Regions from separate parts of the Homo sapiens genome. Here region 2 is linked to region 1. The links are chromatin loops, found by intact Hi-C in ENCODE. Cell type or tissue: heart right ventricle. All regions are shown on one strand. Links, peaks and the distances in the headings refer to the core of each region. The heading gives the core; the rest is flanking DNA.

Region 1 (2,800 bases), core at 251-2,750:
AAGGAAAGGACCAGCAGCTAATAGAAAATGTGACAAAGATTTGAAAAGGAGGAATCATAAAAGGTGCCCACCTGTATGGTCAGGTTGAAGCAAATTAAAGCCACAATGAGATGCTGCTGCCTTATACCTGCCAGGCAGCAGAAGTGTTAAAATTTGACCATATCAAGTTGGCGGGATAAAGATCAGCAGGGACTCATGTTCGCTGCTGGCAGGATGACCTTGTCACCGGCACTTGGGAGGTGCTGCTGTGTGCACGGGCATCTGCTCCTGGGATTGTTCCAACGAAACACCTGCCTGTGCGGCTCAGGAGAGGTGACAGCGACAGCAGCACCATTTAGTAGCCAGCCTGGGAGCCGATACACATCCACACCCCGTCAGTGGCTGCATGCAGTGTATCTGACGGGACACCAGGTGAAGGGGGCCCAGCTGCACATGGGGACAGAGGCAGACTTGGCTGCACGTCAGCAGAGAAGTCTCACAGCATCGTCGGTGTCAAGTTCAAAACACGGAACACGCAGCAGTGTGGCTCAGGGCCACACACGGGGCACAGCCATCAGGACAAGCAAAGACCAAGAAGCACCAAGTCCAAGTTAGGCAGCATCTCAGGCCGGGGCACCAAGGAAGGGCACAGCAGCGCCGTGGTGACCGGGTCCCAGTACCATCCTGGGTGGCCGCCACCGGCCGTTTGTGTCTTCCGTTCACACGATTACAAACGCTGCGTTCTGCCCACACACATCTTCAGTCCCAGATGTGAGAAGGTGACCCTCTAATGCAGGCGTGCCTGCGCAGGTGGGGGGCAGACGCCGTCCTGGGTGTCATCCCATGGAAGGGCACAGGACAGGCTGCTGCCGGAGCAGAGGTCACATGGGGTGGGGGGCGGTGGGGGGTGCATCTCAGGAGGAGCAGGTGTGAGGACACTGCTGGCGCTTGGCTCTTCTTCCCAGCCCCGTGCTCTCGAATTTGGGGAAACCCTTGCTCTTCTGTTTGGCCTGAAAGAAAATCCGGTGTGCCTGACTCTCTGCAGGCCCCTTGTCACAGGCCAGGCTGGGGTGGTGCCACCAGGAAAACTTGGCGCACGTCCTGTTGCTGATGATGGCAGCATCAGTCATGGACTTAACCTTCTTTTGTTAATGAGACCTTAGAAATGTAAAAATGATACACTCTTCTTTAAAATAATTGTAGTCAGTACACATAACTCTTACCATCTTAACCATTTCTAAGTGTACAGTTCAGTGACATTAAATATATTCACATTTTTGTACAGCCATCGCCACCCTCCAACCTCCAGAATTCTTCATGTTGCAAAACTGAAACACTGCACCCATGAAGCGGGGACTCCCCTGCCCCTGGCAGCTCTTTCTGTCTCTGAGTCCCACTACTCTAAGTACCTCATACAATATTTGTCCTTTGTGACTGGCTTACTTCACTGAGCATAGTGTCCTCAGGGTTCCTCCATGCTGTAGCTGTGACAGGAGCCCCCTCCTGTTAAAGGCTGGATAACATTCCACTGTATGCAGACGCCACATTTTGATCATGAGAATGCCCGTTTGTGGAGGGACACACTGTTGCTTCCCCCTCGTGGCTGTTGTGGATAATGTCGCTGTGAGCATGGGTGTGCAGACATGGCTTTGAGACCCTGTTTTCAGTTCTCGTGGATTTATACCCAGCAGTGGAATTGCTGGAGCCCATGGTAATTCTATATTTCGTTTTTTGAGGAATTACCATACTGTTTCCCATAGTGCCTCCAGCATTTTACATTTTTACCCTCAATGCACAAGGCTCCAATTCCTCCACATCCTCACCAACGCTTATTTTCCGTGTGTGCGCGTTGATAGTAGCCGTCCTAGAGGGTGTGTGGTGGTGTCTCAACGTGGTCCTTGTCTGCCTCCCTCAGGATCAGTGACATGGAGCACCTTTTCACGTGCTTGTGGGCCATCTGTATATCTTCTTCGGAGAAATGTTTATATAAGTCCTTTGTCCATTTTTAATCAGATTGGGGTTGTTTTGTTGAGTTGTAGGAGTTTCTTAAATATATTCTAATAACTATATAGAATATAGATATATAGGTCCTTTGTCCATTTTTTAATCAGATTGTGTTTCTTTTTGCTGAGTTTTTTTTAACATATTCTAACAACTAGAATATATAGAGAATATAGATACATAGGTCCTTTATCCATTTTCCTTTTTTTTTTTTTTTTGAGATGTAGTCTCACTCTGTCGCCCAGGCTGGAGTGCAGTGATATGGTCTCGGCTCACTGCAACCGCTGCCTCCTGGGTTCAAGCAATTCTGCTGCCTCGGCCTCCCAAGTAGCTGGGACTACAAGCACCCGCCACCACGCCCGGCTAATTTTTTGTATTTTTAGTAGAGACGGGGTTTCGCCATGTTGACTAGGGTGGTCTCGATCTCCTGACCTAGTGATCCACCTTCTTCGGCCTCCCATAATGCTGGGATTACAGGCGTGAGCCACCACGCCGGGCCCATACCCGGCCCTTTATCCATTTTTTAACCTGTTTGTTTGATTTGCTGAGTTGTAGTTGTTTTTTTTTTTTTTTTTTACATATTCCAATAACTAGGATATATAGAGAATATGGATATATAGAGAATATGTATAGAGAGAATATAGAATATATGTATTCTAGATATTAACACCTTATCAGGTATATGATTTAAAAATATTTTCCCTCATTCTCTGGGTTGCCTCTGTTGATAGTATCCTTTGAAGCACAAAAGTTTTTATTTATTTATTTAGAGACAGGGTTTCACTCTGTTGCTCAGGCTGGAGTGCAGTTGGACGATCTC
Region 2 (2,800 bases), core at 151-2,650, 61 kb before region 1:
ACTTTGGGAGGCCAAGGCGGGTGGATCACGAGGCCAGGAGTTTGAGAACACGCTGGCCAACATGGTGAAACCCCCGTCTCTACTAAAAATACAAAAAATTAGCCTGGCGTGGTGGCAGGCACCTGTAATCCCAGCTACTCGGGAGGCTGAGGCAGGAGAATCGCTTGAACCCAGGAGGTGGAGGTTGCAGTGAGCCGAGACAGCGCCACTGCACTCCAGCCTGGGCAACAGAGTGAGACTCCCGTTTCAAAAAAAAAAAGACAAGGGCCAGGCACAGTGGCTCACACCTGTAATCTCAGCACTTTGGGAGGCTTAGGCAGGAGGATCACTTGAGCCCAGGAGTTCAAGACCAGCCTGGGCAACATAGTGACTCCCCATCTCTACAGAAAAATTAATTTAAAAAAATTAGCTGGGTGTGGTAACATGTGCCTGTAGTACCAGCTACTCGAGAGGCTGAGGCAGGAGGATTGCTTGAGCCCAGGAGTTCAAGGCTGCAGTAAGCTATGATCATGCCACTGCACTCCAGCCTGGGCCATAGAACAAAATCCAAACTCTGTTTTAAAAAACACAGAAAGAGAAAATGTAGTATTCTGGAAGGCACTAGGGAAAGTCAGGATTTGTGGTCAGGAGTAATACTAGCCTCAAAGGGACTTCCAGTCTTTTAGGGGAAATAAAACCTGTATCCAAGTAAGCATCCACACAGGCAGCCATGATTCACACCATCTGAGTGTTACCAATGAATGCCCATGTGGCGTGGGAGGAGGGAGTCCGGACATTCTTGACTGTGGGATCCGCACCTGCCAGCTGCTTCCCGGTTCTCTCCTTTTCTCCTTCTGTAGCTATGAATAATGTAGAAATAGCACTTGCAGTAACAGAAGGCTGGAGATCTAGCTACTTTTCAAGTAGCAAATCTTTTTTTAAAAAGCTGTCTTCTTTGAAATTTATGCCTGGAGGTTTAAGGGCCTAGAATTTATTTAACTTTAAGGAACTAATGGATCTGTTTTAGAAATGCTTAAGCTGCAAAACATCCAGTTGGCTTGGAGTGCCTGTCTACTTAATACGAACAAGTTTGAGTAGGACCCTTCTGCCCCCAGTGGTTTAGAAGTAATACTGTTAGAATCTTATTGTGGTCCAGGCCTTCTGGACTTTTCTTAGCACAGACAGTATCTAATTGGGTGAAAAGCCAAATGACTTAATCTAGTTTCAAGAAAGTCCTTGAGAAAATGTCTGTGAGTTCTATGTGGGGAGGGCTGGTTGGGAGCAGGAAGCAAAGTGGGATTTATTACCTATATTATAGACCACAGGAATCTTTTTTTTTTTTTTTTTTTTTTTTTGAGACGGAGTCTCGCTCTGTCGCCCAGGCTGGAGTGCAGTGGCGCAATCTCGGCTCACTGCAAGCTCCGCCTCTCGGGTTCACGCCATTCTCCTGCCTCAGCCTCCGAAGTAGCTGGGACTACAGGCGCCCACCACCATGCCCGGCTAATTTTTTTTGCATTTTTAGTAGAGACGGGGTTTCACCGTTTTAGCCAGGATGGTCTCGATCTCCTGACCTTGTGATCCGCCCGCCTTGGCCTCCCAAAGTGCTGGGATTACAGGCGTGAGCCCCCGTGCCCAGCCAACCACAGGAATCTTAAGATTCGGCAAGGGTTGTGTGTCTTGCACACATATCTACAAGTGTTCCTTGGAAGTAGGATTTGAACCAGAGATTCCTGGGTTCTTGACCATCATGCGTCTTTGTCCTGACCCTTGAGAGGGCCACTTCCTAAACCTAGCCAGTTTGTGTGCCCACAGACCCAGGGTCACAGCTGCAGGCATGACCACCTCTTCTACTGCGCAGACACTCCTTCAGTCACAGCAAAACCTGTCTGGATTCTCTACTCTGAAAAGTTATCTAGGCTATAAAACAAAATATCATTATTCCGTAATTTCCTAAAGTGCACTTGTATGTATTGAAAAGATTATAGATAGAAACATACATAACTTTTAAATGTTTTCTATGCGGAATTTCTCATTATGTCCAGCATGTGGTTTACCATGTTTATCATCTCCTGTTGTCTTAAGGTCAGGGGTTGCAACAAGGGAGGTCAAAATTGGCCGGGGCTGAGCACAAATACACACCCACAGCCCTTCAGTGACCTCAGGCAGCAAGATGCCTCCCACCTCCCCCCAGCACCCAAGCAATCCCTTCGGAAGGTCTACTGATTGTTCTTAAGGGTTAGGAAACATTTTCTTAGTAAATAGTGAAAACTTACTTTTTGAAAGTAGTGGCTAGAAGTGATTCCTTAAACTGATCATGAGTATTAAATTGTACCAAATTTTACGTGATTGTTTATCATTTTAGGAATGGTGAGAAGGGACATACAATTAAATTTTAAAATGTTTTAAGAAGAAATAATGATATTTTATCATTCTACTTTGAGGGCTTAATAGTATGTGCTAATTTGCAGATGGATGAAGTTGACCTTTACCTACAAATAACCTAATAAGAAATGATCATTGCTGGCCGGGCGCGATGGCTCACGCCTGTAATCCCAGCACTTTGGGAGGCTGAGGCAGGCGGATCACGAGGTCAGGAAATCGAGACCATCCTGGCTAACACGGTGAAACCCCATCTCTACTAAAAATACAAAAAATTAGCCGGGTGTGGTGGCGGGCGCCTGTAGTCCCAGCTACTCAGGAGGCTGAGGCAGGAGAATGGCATGAACCCGGGAGGCGGAGCTTGCAGTGAGCCGAGATTGCACCACTGCACTCCAGCCTGGGCGACAGAGCGAGACTCCGTCTCAAAAAAAAAAAAAAAAAA

What was found. Peaks named below come from ENCODE experiments on the same cell type or tissue, not always from the same donor. Only the 100,000 strongest peaks of a DNase experiment are listed, where the experiment ranks them.
Region 2: a loop joins it to region 1, with 1.9 times the contacts of the local background. A loop is called at or near these places in 10 of 110 quality-filtered maps.

What each region holds. Positions count from the first base shown.
Region 1 is chr22:21,712,124-21,714,923 of GRCh38, reverse strand. The region is part of intron 1 of YPEL1 (yippee like 1); the gene reads left to right. Among named protein-coding and RNA genes, the nearest start is that of YPEL1, 22 kb to the left of the region's middle. RefSeq lists a silencer at 897-1,055 and an enhancer at 1,264-1,313. In heart right ventricle, for the core only: CTCF peaks have their summits at 1,393 and 1,592 (motif pointing left); DNase peaks (open chromatin) are centred at 1,573 and 1,865; H3K4me3 peaks cover 585 bases; H3K27ac peaks cover 397 bases.
Region 2 is chr22:21,773,249-21,776,048 of GRCh38, reverse strand. The region is part of intron 6 of MAPK1 (mitogen-activated protein kinase 1); the gene reads left to right. Among named protein-coding and RNA genes, the nearest start is that of YPEL1, 39 kb to the right of the region's middle. In heart right ventricle, for the core only: a CTCF peak has its summit at 1,091; no DNase peak of the experiment used is centred there; H3K27ac peaks cover 847 bases.